Regions from separate parts of the Homo sapiens genome. Here regions 1, 2, 4 and 5 are each linked to region 3. Evidence: chromatin contacts called from ENCODE Hi-C or POLR2A ChIA-PET data. All regions are on one chromosome and are shown on one strand. The core of a region is the stretch at or near the end of the contact, and the rest is flanking DNA. Distances in the headings are between cores, read along the strand shown.

Region 1 (2,700 bases), core at 109-2,608, 770 kb before region 3:
AGCACACTATTTTGAAATATCTGATGTATAAGTTTTCATCCTTTTCGATAAGCTTTTTTCTACCCTAAGGAAAAAGATTCACTAAGAGTAAACTCCTAGAATAGATATTAATCCAAAATATAAAAACTTTCAAACATAATCTCTAGCCTCACATTATTTTTGCTTTTGGCTGTTTCTCACCTGGCCTAAAATTATTCCTTTAAAATCCTGAAAGGTCATGTCTAGATTAACAGTGTTCCTTTGGAAGGCATATTCCAATTTCTTTACAATCCCCACATGGGTTGGCTACAGTCACTGTTATTCTCGGCATAACCACCTATGTCCTTAAAAATTTAACATAAGTACAATCTAACATAACAGGCTAGGGGAGAGAATAAACCAATGCACCTGGGATGAAAGTTCTTCTGTTTCATAACATAAAACTTCAGGACTCAGCTATCAGTTTCGGGTGCAGAATGTCCATACAACAGGGGAGCCGCTGCTGCCTGAGAAAATGAAGTGAAGAGAGGATGAGGAGAGGACAAAGAGGCTCGTTTGTGCCAACAGGAGGTCCACGTTTTGCACTTCCTCCCTCCGCACAGTTCGCTCTAGGTCAAGGAGTAATAAAGAAGCAATATCCCAGAGGCACCAGCCAGCAGCATGCGCTGAGAGAAGCTGACTAGAGGATCTGAAAAGGACAGAGGCTGGAAGACCAGCTGTGAGGTTTAAATCTTCCACTGCTTACCATCTGTGTGATTTTTTATTACCATAAGTTGGTTAACTTCTATGCCTTAGTTTTCCCATCTGGAAAATGGGCAGAATGATAGCTCTTAACCTCCTGGATTGTTGAGAGGACGGAATAATATAAACAAAGGGTCTACCACAGTGTGTAACACACAGTGAGCGCTCAGTCCAATCAATGGTAACGCTGTCATTAATTATCTCCAGCATACCGGCTGCTCTCAGAGTACCCCTTACTGCCTCAATGTTCCCTAGGGACCCAGGCGGGCTGGCTGGCGGCGCCTCCGCGCGTGCAGATACTTAGGGGACTGAGTCCATAAGGACTCCTTCCAACCCAGGGGAACCCATGCCCCAGCGCAGTCTCCCCAGGAGAGATGAATCCTGATCCCCACCCCTGCACGAGCCCGACCGATTTCTCAGGGAGAAGACCGGAGCTCGGGTGTCAGGGAATAGGGGACACGACTGCCCCAGCAACTTGCAGGAGTCGCACCACCTCCATGCACTTGTCCCGGCGCTCCCGGCCCGAGTAGCCTCCCGCAGCCCACACCTGCCCTGGCAGTTCGCACCCTAGCAGCTCCAGCTTCGGCTGCTGCAGAAGCCCGCACTTCCAGTCCCGGCCAATGCCAGCTGCAGTGGCGCACCCTGATGACGCAACCGGCGCGTGGCATTGACGCGGGGCCGCCGGCTAGCCAGCGCCGGGGGCGGGGCCCGGCCTGCGAGCCTCAGGGAGCGTGAGCGGATCCGAGGGTGTAATGTGTGTACTCGAGTGTGCGTGCCTGTGTGTGGCTAAAGATAGTGTGTGAGCGCCTGGACAGATGGTTACCCTGCCTAGGCCATGCGTGTGTGAGTGTGTGTGGGTACCTCATTCTGCTTTGTGTAAATTCAGCTTATCCGGGAGCTTGTCCCTCTTCCAGGCTCTGTTGGGAATGTGCGCGTGGGCTATCAGGTTATGTGTGTGGTCTGACTTTTTATGAGATCTGTAAGACTATGTAGGATTTACTACGAATGGGAGAGGCAGGGATTGCAAATGGCCATGTTGTGTAATTTCTACCAAAGTGGCTGAGTGCCTTTTCCTTTAAGGAGGAAAATGAGATATGAAAAGAAGCAAATAAGGCTTGTAGTATAAAAAGCCTCAGTTAGGAGAAATAAGGGCTTTTTTCCCCCTTCGGACTATATGTTACACAGCATGGTGAATATAGTAAATAATAATGTATTATACAGTTCAAAATCGCTAAGAGTACATTTCAAAAGTTCTCACCATGAAAACTGAGAAGTATTTGAGGTGGATATGTCAATTAGCTTGATTCAGTTATTCCACATTGTATTCATAAGTCATAACATCGATTTGTACCCCCTAAATATATGCAACTATTTAGATAGTTTAAAATTTATAGCAATCCAGTCTAGCCAGCTAAGATGGAGCAACAGGACTGAATTTACTCTCCTGCCTAAAACAACTAAAAACAAAAACAAACAGGCATTTATAAGACAATGGCTTTTAAACGTTGTGCTGGACAGTGGTCCTTGAGGAGGGAAAACAAATGAGGTGAGCCCTATGATTGCCTTGATTTACTAACTAGAGGGAGCAGCCAAAAAGAGCTAGGCAGACTCCCTGAGTTGAAGAGATAGAACTGGGAGAGCAGGGAGGCCAAAGCAGCTGGAACTGTGAGTTGTATATCAGAAAGGAGAAAGCTACACAGAGAAAGAAGGAGCTGTGGAGATCTACAACAGATCTCACTCCAGTCTTCCGCTGATTAGAGCATGTGTGTGAGGAAGCTACCTAAGGGCAGGAAATAATCATGTATGAAGAAAAGAGAGAGCAATTACTAAAGTTTGCACAGGGTAGGAAATTAATTCTGCTCCCACAAGGCAGAGTAGAAAGATACCCAGTGATTATACAGGACCAGAAATAGTGCCTGATCCTGGCACCCCGACTGGAAAACCTCATAATTCACAACTCAAATGGTTTTGCTTCAGTAG
Region 2 (2,700 bases), core at 130-2,629, 730 kb after region 3:
TTCTTCTCAGATATTTTACACCTCAGTGTGATTGAGTTTAGTTGCTTCCCTGAGCCAGGGTGAAGAAAGACGTGTGTGTGTGTGTGTGTGTGTGTGTGTGTGTGTGTGTGTTGTGGGGTCAGGGTGAACTAGGTGCGTGTGTGTGTATGAATCCGTGTGTGTGGTGGGTTTCATGAACTAGAATCTGTGTGTTTGTGTGTGGGTGTGTTGGGTCGGGGTGAACTTGAATCCGTGTGTGTGTGTGTTGTGGGGTCAGGGTAAACTGGAATGCGTGTGTGTGTGTGTTGTGGGGTCAGGGTGAACTGGAATGCCTGTGTATGTCTTTTGTGGGGTCAGGGTGAACTGGAATGCCTGTGTATGTCTTTTGTGGGGTCAGGGTGAACGGGAATCCGTGTGTGTGTGTGTTTGGTCAGGGTGAACTGGATAACTGGAATCCGTGTGTGTGTGTGTGTGTTTTGTGGGGTCAGGGTGAACTGGAATCCGTGTGTCCGTGTGTGTGTGTGTGTGTGTGTGTGTGTGTGCGTATGCTGTGGGGTTGGGGTGAACTAGAATCCGTGGAAGTGCTCAGTCTCTCCCGTGTTTGACTGACTCCCGGCCGCATACCCAGTCCCTGACACACGGGGGCGCACAACAAATATTTCCCGAAAGATCCAGGAGCAGCATCTCCACCAGCAAGCTGGGCTGCTGGGTGGGTACTTCCTTCAAAGCTGAGGGAGCGTCCTACGCCCACGCGCGCAGGAGGGCGCCCCCCGCAAAGCAACGTCTAGGAGACCACAGTGGATGCCACAGCGGGCCCGAAGCGGATCAGCCTTGTGGGGTACGCATGCTAATGTAGGCGTGGAGTCCCCCAGGGGGACGCCAGCAGTTCCAGCTGGGATCCAGGTTTCGCTAGGGGAGAGCCTCTGGCTATGGGAAAGGGGTCTCCGAGTTGATGTGAAGGCCCAGGTCGAGGTGTACACTGGGGGCGGGGAAGTGGAGGTGACCACACGAGCGCCCCATCACTGAGCGCCGCCGCGAAATCTGCGCTCTTTGGGTCACTTGGAGCGCGGCCAGTTTGGCAGATTTGTTTTTTTCCCGGAACAACCCGCGGCGGCTCGGCTGTCCCGGGAAACTGCAAACTTTGCTGTGCGCGTTCTCCCGCGCGCGGGCTCAACTTTGTAGAGCGAGGGGCCAACTTGGCAGAGCGCGCGGCCAGCTTTGCAGAGAGCGCCCTCCAGGGACTATGCGTGCGGGGACACGGGTCGCTTTGGGCTCTTCCACCCCTGCGGAGCGCACTACCCCGAGCCAGGGGCGGTGCAAGCCCCGCCCGGCCCTACCCAGGGCGGCTCCTCCCTCCGCAGCGCCGAGACTTTTAGTTTCGCTTTCGCTAAAGGGGCCCCAGACCCTTGCTGCGGAGCGACGGAGAGAGACTGTGCCAGTCCCAGCCGCCCTACCGCCGTGGGAACGGTAACTGCAGCCCCCACCTCGGCCGGCGCCTCTCCAGCCCGCCGGCCGTGCGCGCCTTGCCTCCCTCCTTCCTGCCGGCTTCCTAGTTCCCCCCTGCGCCCCCAGCGTGGTCTAGGGGAGCCTGGTTGAGTGGGACTGAGTGGCCCCGACGGCCTGCGCTGAAACTTTGGGAAGAGGGCCCGTTCCGCTCTCTCCATCGCTTGCCTTGCTCAGCTTGTCCTCCCTTCCCTCCTAGCCGGGGGGCTAGGGGACACCTCGTACTATTCGAGATTTAGGAGAGGAGGGCTCGTGATCTGGCACAGCGGCTAACAGCGAGGGCTCCTTTGCCTGCGTTCCGGTCCCCACCCCTTGCCTGCCGGCGGTGGGACCTCAACCCTCTCTCTGTTAAATGGGAACCACGGTGATCCCCGCAGACTGTTGGCGGGGATGGACAGAGTTGATTATGGTACGCGTTTCGCGGCAGTGGCTCTGTCAAGTCTGAGTACACTGGAGCTGAGCGTCCTTGCTGCAGGGCTCTTAGAGGGACCTTGAGGAGGTGGAAACCAGGCAGGAGACATTTAGACGTGTGGAGTGTTAGGCTCCAGGTGACAGCTTTGCGGTTTATGGAGCAGTAAAATTACTTGTGGGTGATTGTGGGTGTATCATTTCCAGATCTTTATTCTTGAACTTCTGGGCTCCTGGGCTAGTTGACGTGGCCCTCCCTGTTGTCTCAACTTACAGGCTATTTCCTCCTTTTGGGTCTCGCCGGCCTGACCTTCACCCTTGGTACCGCCATTGCCTAGATTCACAGTCCACCTTCTGCCACCTGTAAACTGTGTGGCTTTGGACAGGTTACTTAACGTCTCTGAAGAAGCTAAAGTTTCTGCAATAGCAAAGTAAAGGCCCTGGTCTAGCAGTGCCATGAGCCTTGGGTGACGCAGCGGAGCGCTTGAGTGCCCAGCAGAGCCTCCCTTTCCCCCTCCCAGCTGCTAGAGGCAAGAGGGGGAGGTTTTCAGGTCTTCTCTGTGTGCCCTTTAGGAAGATTTTTATTTGGGCAAGAAGTGAGTCACAAATTGTATGATGTCACTTTTCAGGGGAAGCAGCTGCAGTCCATTTCCCCCTTCATGAAAGTAAAAAGTTCAGACAATAGCTGGGCAGTGACTTCTTACCCAGCTGTGTACCAGTTGCCCCAACATGTGGGCTCCTGTTCAACATGTTTAGAAATAATCACTACAGGAACTTTTTTTCAGTCTCTACAAAATCTTTTTAAAATAT
Region 3 (2,701 bases), core at 132-2,631:
TACTCCTAAGAGGCAATTTGCTAAATCCTACTGATTTATTTTTTTCTTTTTTCTCTTTTTCATGTTGTAGTGTCCAGTCTACTTCTTACTGGGTATTTGCAAAAATGAATTTTCTTGCTCTATCACCCAGGAACATTGTGTTTTGGGAGCTGGGTCTTTCCTCTTTAACATAATTCCATTCCCCATTTTGTAGCAAATCAGTCTGCTCCTCCTCTAATACCTAAAAGTCAACAAATACCTGCCTCAAGCCCCAGGTTTCCCATCTTCTCCCGAAGGTCTTCTAGCATCGGTTTGGTTAGCAATTTCCTGCCAGAGCCACCTACATCTTGATTATTTTGGTCAGTCTTTCGGGGATTTCATTTCAGACCCCCTTCGAGAAACACTGTAGCCCAACTGATCCCAGGGGTTGGTGAACTTTCAGTTTTATTTTCCCTGACGGTGTTAACGCCCAAACTTTTCACCTCCTAAGTCAAAAAGGACTTTGACTCTAGCTCATTTCCTACTACCTCCAACGTCAGTTAAAAAAAAAAAAAAAAAAGCAAAACACCACTCTACATTTAAAAGAATCATATATTTTTCCTTAAGGATACTTTTAATGTTTCTGACATTTAGCATTTGTTTTTTGCATAAAAAGTCGTTTTGGCATATCCATCCTAGTGGGACTTAACATTTCATGAAATGATTCACTACTAATAAACAAAAAAGGGAGGAGGGAGGCCTCATGGGTTAATAGTTTCTTTCATTGTAGATGACCAGGAACTTTGACCAGCCCCTTCACTTCCCCAAGCTCTCTGAAAGTGGAGGGTTGATCTTTCCTTTTGACCACTTTTGTCGCATCCCGTCTAAGGGTGGCTGATTTCACTGCTGAATTAACCACCAAGCACCCCCCCACCCCCTCCCCCAGCCACCACTTTCTCAAATACTACCCTTCCTTTTCCCCCTCCCTTAAGACTTATTTCTAATATTTCTAAAGTGCACTGTTTTGGGCCTCTCCCCATCCCCGCCCCCCAAGTGGGCTTTCCTTCCGCCTTCCTCGGCTCGGATTCCTGACTTGGTCGCCACCCCCTTCTCCTCCTCTCCCACCCCGCATTGTCTTTCTGAAACCGCCCCCTCCCGGAGCAAGTCCCTGCACCCTCGCCCAGAATCCCGGGCTCGCACACACTCCGCGCAGGCCGCTCCCCCTGCACACTCCTCCCTCCGTCTCCCCCCGGCTTCCCCGCCCCTCTCTTCCTCCTTCTTTCCCTCCTCCCTCTCCCGGCGCCCGAAAGGATCATTGTTAGCCGCCCCCGCCCCGCCCACCCCGGCTGTTTATTTATGCACACGTCACTGGGCCGGCCCCGCCCTCCGGCATCTCATTAAGGCAGTGTGTTCCTCTCGCCCTGTCAATAATCTCCGCTCCCAGACTACTCCGTTCCTCCGGATTTCGATCCCCCTTTTTCTATCTGTCAATCAGCGCCGCCTTTGAACTGAAAAGCTCTCAGTCTAACTTCAACTCACTCAAATCCGAGCGGCACGAGCACCTCCTGTATCTTCGGCTTCCCCCCCCCTTTGCTCTTTATATCTGACTTCTTGTTGTTGTTGGTGTTTTTTTTTTTTTTACCCCCCTTTTTTATTTATTATTTTTTTGCACATTGATCGGATCCTTGGGAACGAGAGAAAAAAGAAACCCAAACTCACGCGTGCAGAAGATCTCCCCCCCCTTCCCCTCCCCTCCTCCCTCTTTTCCCCTCCCCAGGAGAAAAAGACCCCCAAGCAGAAAAAAGTTCACCTTGGACTCGTCTTTTTCTTGCAATATTTTTTGGGGGGGCAAAACTTTTTGGGGGTGATTTTTTTTGGCTTTTCTTCCTCCTTCATTTTTCTTCCAAAATTGCTGCTGGTGGGTGAAAAAAAAATGCCGCAGCTGAACGGCGGTGGAGGGGATGACCTAGGCGCCAACGACGAACTGATTTCCTTCAAAGACGAGGGCGAACAGGAGGAGAAGAGCTCCGAAAACTCCTCGGCAGAGAGGGATTTAGCTGATGTCAAATCGTCTCTAGTCAATGAATCAGAAACGAATCAAAACAGCTCCTCCGATTCCGAGGTAGGAAAAGCCCCTCGGGCTGGTGGGGTTTTTTATCTGTTTCCTGGGCTTGGCAAATGTTGCTGAAAGGGGAGAAATCGGGGCTGGGGGCGGCGGCGGGGCCCGGCGGGCGGCGTGTGCGTACGGTGCCACCATTGCAAAAACTTGTAACCCTGTTTTTTTCTACCCCCCCCTCGACCTCGCCGATTCTTTTTCTCCCCCTTCTCCCCCTTCTGCGTGGCGTTTGCCCCTCGCCCTCCCCACCTCCACCCCTCTGGGAAGGCGGAAAGACGGCCTCCGCCTCGCTCCGAAAGTTTCCGAGACAAATCCCGGGAAAGTTTGGAAGAAGGTGAGTACGCCCCGCGCGCCCCGCAGCCGCCCGGAGCCGCCCCCCGGGCCGGCCGCCCCGCGCGCCCCGGCCCCGCGCCCGGCTCGGCCTGGCCCTGCGCCGGCCCGGTCGGGGCGCCCGGCCCCTCGGGGCACTTTCTAAAAAGTTTCTCCTCACTCTCTCCCGCTCCGCGCGGCCGCCGCTGTCCCCTCGCCGCCCCGCCATGTTAGCGGCCAAGAGGCAAGATGGAGGGCTCTTTAAGGGGCCACCGTATCCCGGCTACCCCTTCATCATGATCCCCGACCTGACGAGCC
Region 4 (2,700 bases), core at 201-2,700, 580 kb before region 3:
ATTCTGGTAGCTAAACATACACAGATCAATGGGGCAGCATAGGGGCCAAGGCACTGCAGGGGTTCTCATGACTCTGAGTCAGGTGCTGTCTTGACCGACTGGTTGTGTGATTCCAGAAGCCTTCTTTCACCTGAAAAGGCCTCACTGGCCTCACCTATACAGTAAGTTTGCACATCATCTCCAGGGTTTCTTTCATTTCTACCCACTGTTTTTGTTTAGTAATGATGCCTTGCAGTCCTAATGATCTTGGAATCAAGAATGGTGACTAGAGAACTTCAAAGTGGAAAGAGAGGCTGGGCATGGTGGCTCATGCCTATAATCCCAGCACTTCGGGAGGCCGAGGCAGGCAGATCACTTGAAGTCAGGAGTTCGAGACCAGCCTGGCCAACATGGTGAAACCCTGTCTCTGCTAAAAATACAAAAAAAAAAAAAAAAATTAGCCAGGCATTGTGGTGCATGCCTGTAATCCCAGCCACTCCAGAGGCTGAGGCAGGAGAATTGCTTGAACTCAGGAAGTGGAGGTTGCGGTGAGACTCCGTCTCAAAAAAAAAAAAAAAAAAAAAAAAGGAGAGAGTAGGATGGCTGAGCCATGACGCAGTAGCAATGCTTCTTTTTTTTTTTTTTTTTTTGAGACAGAGTCTCGCTGTGTCGCCCAGGCTGGAGTGCAGTGGCGCGATCTTGGCTCACTGCAAGCTCCACCTCCCGGGTTCACACCATTCTCCTGCCTCAGCCTCCCAAGTAGCTGGGACTACAGGGGCCCACCACCACGCCCGGCTAATTTTTTGTGTATTCAGTAGAGACGGGGTTTCACCGTGTTAGCCAGGAAGCAATGCTTCCTATTCTAGCGCCTTGCTAAACTATGTGTGCTGCAGACTGTGTTCGTGATTCCGAATCCTAAAAACAACCGTCCTAGGCTTGTCTCTCAGCCTAGACTCTAGACTGATTTGGCTCATTTGGTTGTCTTGGAGACGTTCTAATTCTGAAGGGGGCAGTGGTCCCTTCTAGAAGATAGCTGGTCTGCAAATGCACACCTCTGCTTAGTCTGAATCCTAAAGTTATAGCTTGAGCCAATTAAAGTGGCTTCTCATTTTTCTCTCACTCTGATCTCAAGGAGCCCTTTTTCTTCTAGTAATCTAGACCTTCCTCTTCCTATCACAGTCTCAAGGATTGTGCCCCCAAAGCAGATGCAAAGCCCTGTCTACCCCTTCTCCTTCCCCTGAGGTAGAGCTTTATCGAAGGTTTCTCTTGGTAAACGTTAGCTTTCTGAACTAAGGGCCGTCTTTTTTTTTTTTCCCGCTTAAGCCCATTGCATAACAATCTCTTGTTTTAATCTTTTGCCCAACACTGCTTTTCTTACTGTCAGAGGTTACTACAAGTGTTTGAACAGGTAACTTCTACCTTTGAACTTCTGTTGTGACAGATTCAAAGGTTCCAGGGGAGTGTGTTGGCCACTCTCAGGACAGTACACAGTAGCTTCGGGTGTGTCCCAGTCAGTCCTAGGAGCTGTGGAAAGAGTAGAAGTGCCTGAATGTGGTGCTGAATCAATACAGCCAGCTGTGAGGGGAGCACTTCCTGGACCCAGGAAGGGAGAGTCTTCTTCCAAGGTAAGCTGCAATGATACTACCTGCACTATATTGAATATATCTGTGAGATAGTAGGGAGGGGATTGGTGTGGGGAAAGAAAGTGGGATTTGTTATGCTCAACCTAAGGCTCTTTAATAACATGAAATTACATTTAGTTGAATAGTAATCTCAGCTGACTTGTGTGGGAGGCAAAGAAAAAAATCAGTTGGAAAAGGGGTGGAGATATATGAGCTATCCAAATGCTAGCAGGGGATGGAATTGGAAGGGAACACTGATTTTGGTAAGTGTACTAAAGCACACCAAGCCAGAATGTGGGTCTCCTTCATCTTCCATTAAGAAATTTCTGTCTCAGTGTAGTTAGAAGGATCGTGCGTCAGCTGCTGAGGGCAGAGAGTCCCATTTGGCAGACAGAGAGGAAGGGAATCAGCAGATATTCGATTAGGTGCTGGGGACTGTTCTGGGTAGATTATGTATGTTACTTCATTGGTGTATCTCATCCTATAAAGCAGGTGGTATCCTTCCCATTTCACAGAGGCATAGTGCGTCTCCAGGCTGTTAAACAGCATGGCCTAAGCTACATAGCTCCAAGGTGGTGTGGCTAGAATTTGAGACTTGATTGGTCAGTTTCCACAGCCTGCCCAATAATGCAGAATTGTTGTGGGTTGCCAAAGCTTTCAGTTACCCCCTGAAATCCTGAGGGTGTCACTCATGTGCACAGAGGATTGATAGGAATACAACTCTGATGGGCCTTTAGAATGACTCAACCTTCCTGAACTTGAGCATTTTTACTGGAGGAGGTCAATAAAAAAAAAAGAAATAAAACCTCATCTTCCCCTGGCCCTGAGCCCTTTGGTGAAGGAAGACAGCACCCGGTGAAGGGCTCAGAGGTATTAGTGTGGCTGAGATTCGACACCCACTCTGCCATCCTCTGCTCTCCTCTAGAGGAAGTTGCCTCTTGGGGAGCTGAGTTCCTGAAACTAAGCAAATGACAAGTGCTCCTCCAGCCGTGAGATGAGCCAGAGGATGGAATGCCACAGGCCCCACTTCGTCTCCCAGCCCTTCATCTTTCTTCCATGTCCAAAGGCGGCTCCCCAGAGGCCAAGGGCTCAGCTCTTG
Region 5 (2,700 bases), core at 16-2,515, 900 kb after region 3:
ACCACAATGAAACTAAGATAAACCTATCACAGGAGTAGCAACTGTGAAGTTCTCCATTATGGGTGCTATTTCATTCAAATATCTTGTCCTTTTCCAGGGCTTGATTCATAAAAATAATACTTCAAAAATTAAGCGCTAATGGCAAATATAGGTTCAACAGCTTAATCTTAGAACGAGATTTGTAACATTGTTATGAAGCTACTGTCAGTTCTTTCAAGTGGACAACCGTCCAAATAATTCATAAATCCAACCACAGTCCCTGGACAAAGGGCTTAACAGGTATCCCAAACACTAAATGACTATCTAACAAAACTAGTCACAACATAATCAAAGAGATGTGTAATTCGCAAAAAACTGCGAAGTCACTGCCCTCATCCACGACTAGTGGATACTCAACCACTTCAGTTTCCCGCGACAGTCCATGATCTTCCTCCAGCAGCAATGAACAATCCCTGCACAGTGAACAAAAAAAGTTGATATGTGAAAAAAGTTCAAATATGTGAAAGAGTGGGCTTGTATTGAGGTCTGACTCCGTATTGCACCCATGGTTCCGAAGGTGGCCAGCCCTCTGTCCACCTGACTCAAAACGGGGTCACACGCCAGCCTCTCCCTTATCTTTTGGCATTAGAGGCTGGGAGGCCAGGAAGCGGGGCCTTAATCATCTCCAGGTTAAGCATAGCGAGCTCCAAAAAGCCCTCAGAGTCCTGCCCTTCTGAAGACTCTAAGGCCCGCCCTCAAGGACCCTCACCGCCCCCCACCTGCCACTCGGCACCCCAAGGGAGCCGCTCCAGCTGCATCCGCTCCTCCCGGCACCCCCATCTAAAAATGTGTTCGCGCCCGCACTTTCAGCACTCCCAGATGACAAAACGCTGTGTTTGTGTATAAGTGAAAGCCACTCGCGCCAGTCACTTCCAGTTTACAAAGCCTTCTCTCTGGAGGTTATCCCTACCCGCTTTACCTTTAGGGTCTTGGCGGGAACAAGTTCCCGCTGCCAGTGCCGTGTCGAATCGGCGGATGCTGTTCAAAGAGAGAGACTTTAAAAATAATTTTTAAAAATACATTGCCCTTTTAAGTCCTACGGATTTATTGTATTTTATTTGTGTTCGAAAGTCCGCTAATTCCCAATGTGGAGGGTTGGGGATGTTTCCCTTAGCGCCTCTGGGACGCTGTCCCTAAGGCCTTATTCCATGTTGAATCTGACGCTCTCAATGTCCAGGCTCGGCTGCGGCGTGGGGACCGAAAAGGGGCGGGGTGGGTCGGACGGCAGTTTAATTACGTCCCCGGGAACTGCGCCGATTTGGACTTTTGGCACTTGGACCTATGCTTTAAAAAGAAAAAAGTGTCATTGGCGTGGAGTGGGGCTAGTGGAGGGTGAGGTGAATGCGCCGTTTGGAAACCACAGGACAGTGAACGTTTCGTCTCTCCCAGCGAGACTCTCCCGCGGGCCCGGCGGCCGCATCGGGAGCCCGGCGGAAACATGGCGGCGCCCGGAGGCCGGGGCCGCAGCCTCTCCGGCCTGCTCCCCGCGCAGACCTCGCTAGAGTACGCCCTGCTCGACGCCGTTACCCAGCAGGAGAAGGACAGCCTGGTCTACCAGTATCTGCAGAAGGTGGACGGCTGGGAGCAGGACTTGTCAGTACCCGAGTTTCCGGAAGGTGAGGGGCTGGCGTCGGGGTGGGGGCCCCTCCCGGCACCTCCCCTTCCTCGGGGACGGCGCCCTCCCGCGAAGCGGTGGGCTAGGCGGGTTTGTGCCGCTGGCGCCCCGGGGAGTGGCCCTTCGCCTAACTTGGGCCGCTGTTCGCGTGTTCTGCAATTCCCAGGGGTCCCCAAGCGGCCACCGACGGGGGTTTCCCTGGCACGGGGATCCACATACTCGTCTGTGTATCCTGAGTTCCGCCCGCGCCTGATATTAGCCAAGTGGACACTCCGTGAATATTTAGTGTCCCCGGTGGCAATGATTGCAACGTCCACACCATTCTGTCCATTCAATCTGGTTCCCCAGTGTCTTCTGGTCATCTTTCTGCATCATCTTGACATTTATTGATCACTTTTTCATGTATCACACACAGGGTTTTTTTTTGTTTTTTTTTGATACGGAGTCTCGCTCTGTCTCCCAGGCTGGAGTACAGTGGCGTGATCTTGGCTCACTGCAACCTCCGCCTCCCAGGTTCAGGCGATTCACCTGCCTCAGCCTCCGGAGTAGCTGGGACTACAGGCCCGCGCCACCACGCCTGGCTAGTTGTTTTGTTTTGTTTTGTTTTGTTTTGTTTTGTTTGTATTTTTAGTAGAGACGGCGTTTCACTATGTTGGCCAGGCTGGTCTCGACCTCCTGATTTCAAGTGATCCTCCCGCCTCCGTTTCCCAAAGTGCTGGGATTACAGGCGTGAGCCACCGCGCCCGGCCTGCCACACACAGTCCTAAACACTTGAGGGGATACCTAAACACTTGAGGAGATATTACCTTATTCAATTACCTCTATATCCCAGTGAGGTGCTCCTATCATTCCCCTTTCACAGTTGAGGAAATGGAAGCACAGAGAGGTTAAGTCACATGCCCAGGGCCTCACAGCTGATAACTGCCCCAGTTGGATTATACAGGCCCTGGATTTGCTGGTTTCTTAGCTGTACTGTGCTTCTCCGTTCAAAGTCGTGAAACTAATACTTTTAAAAATCGGAATCAATTATAGCCTATTTCCAGGGT

What was found. A loop is a pair of places that touch in the nucleus more often than their neighbours do. ChIA-PET counts read pairs that join two places held with the same protein, here RNA polymerase II (POLR2A). Pooled maps may share reads with other maps.
Region 1: a map of OCI-LY7 shows a loop between it and region 3 (7-fold over the local background). The contact joins the promoter of GPAM here to the promoter of TCF7L2 in region 3. A Hi-C loop is called at or near these places in 3 of 168 maps with a recorded cell type or tissue (CD8-positive, alpha-beta T cell, OCI-LY7 and naive thymus-derived CD4-positive, alpha-beta T cell), 1 of 37 single-sample maps with no recorded cell type and 9 of 50 pooled maps.
Region 2: a map of OCI-LY7 shows a loop between it and region 3 (8-fold over the local background). The contact joins the promoter of CASP7 here to the promoter of TCF7L2 in region 3. A Hi-C loop is called at or near these places in 2 of 168 maps with a recorded cell type or tissue (OCI-LY7 and endothelial cell of umbilical vein) and 9 of 50 pooled maps. POLR2A ChIA-PET finds 5 or more read pairs at or near these places in 1 of 52 experiments (RWPE1).
Region 4: a pooled map shows a loop between it and region 3 (5-fold over the local background). The contact joins the promoter of ACSL5 here to the promoter of TCF7L2 in region 3. A Hi-C loop is called at or near these places in 2 of 168 maps with a recorded cell type or tissue (HCT116 and naive thymus-derived CD4-positive, alpha-beta T cell) and 6 of 50 pooled maps.
Region 5: a map of CD8-positive, alpha-beta T cell shows a loop between it and region 3 (4-fold over the local background). The contact joins the promoter of NHLRC2 here to the promoter of TCF7L2 in region 3. A Hi-C loop is called at or near these places in 1 of 168 maps with a recorded cell type or tissue (CD8-positive, alpha-beta T cell) and 4 of 50 pooled maps. POLR2A ChIA-PET finds 5 or more read pairs at or near these places in 1 of 52 experiments (Caco-2).

What each region holds. Positions count from the first base shown.
Region 1 is chr10:112,182,407-112,185,106 of GRCh38, forward strand. GPAM (glycerol-3-phosphate acyltransferase, mitochondrial) reads right to left here and starts at 1,359. Exons shown (of 22, transcript NM_001244949.2): 1 at 1,287-1,359; 2 at 388-485. RefSeq lists a silencer at 1,277-1,506.
Region 2 is chr10:113,678,533-113,681,232 of GRCh38, forward strand. It overlaps CASP7 (caspase 7), which reads left to right and starts at 1,380. Exons shown (of 7, transcript NM_001227.5): 1 at 1,380-1,446. RefSeq lists an enhancer at 1,966-2,255.
Region 3 is chr10:112,948,866-112,951,566 of GRCh38, forward strand. TCF7L2 (transcription factor 7 like 2) reads left to right here and starts at 1,382. Exons shown (of 15, transcript NM_001367943.1): 1 at 1,382-2,080; 2 at 2,342-2,408; 3 at 2,618-2,701. The coding sequence starts at 1,892. It overlaps LOC124902502 (a long non-coding RNA gene), which reads right to left. Exons shown (of 2, transcript XR_007062291.1): 2 at 1,764-2,142.
Region 4 is chr10:112,372,666-112,375,365 of GRCh38, forward strand. ACSL5 (acyl-CoA synthetase long chain family member 5) reads left to right here and starts at 1,451. Exons shown (of 21, transcript NM_203379.2): 1 at 1,451-1,604.
Region 5 is chr10:113,853,396-113,856,095 of GRCh38, forward strand. It overlaps NHLRC2 (NHL repeat containing 2), which reads left to right and starts at 1,266. Exons shown (of 11, transcript NM_198514.4): 1 at 1,266-1,655. The coding sequence starts at 1,478. DCLRE1A (DNA cross-link repair 1A) reads right to left here and starts at 687. Exons shown (of 9, transcript NM_014881.5): 1 at 1-687. RefSeq lists a silencer at 1,376-1,735 and an enhancer at 1,746-2,450.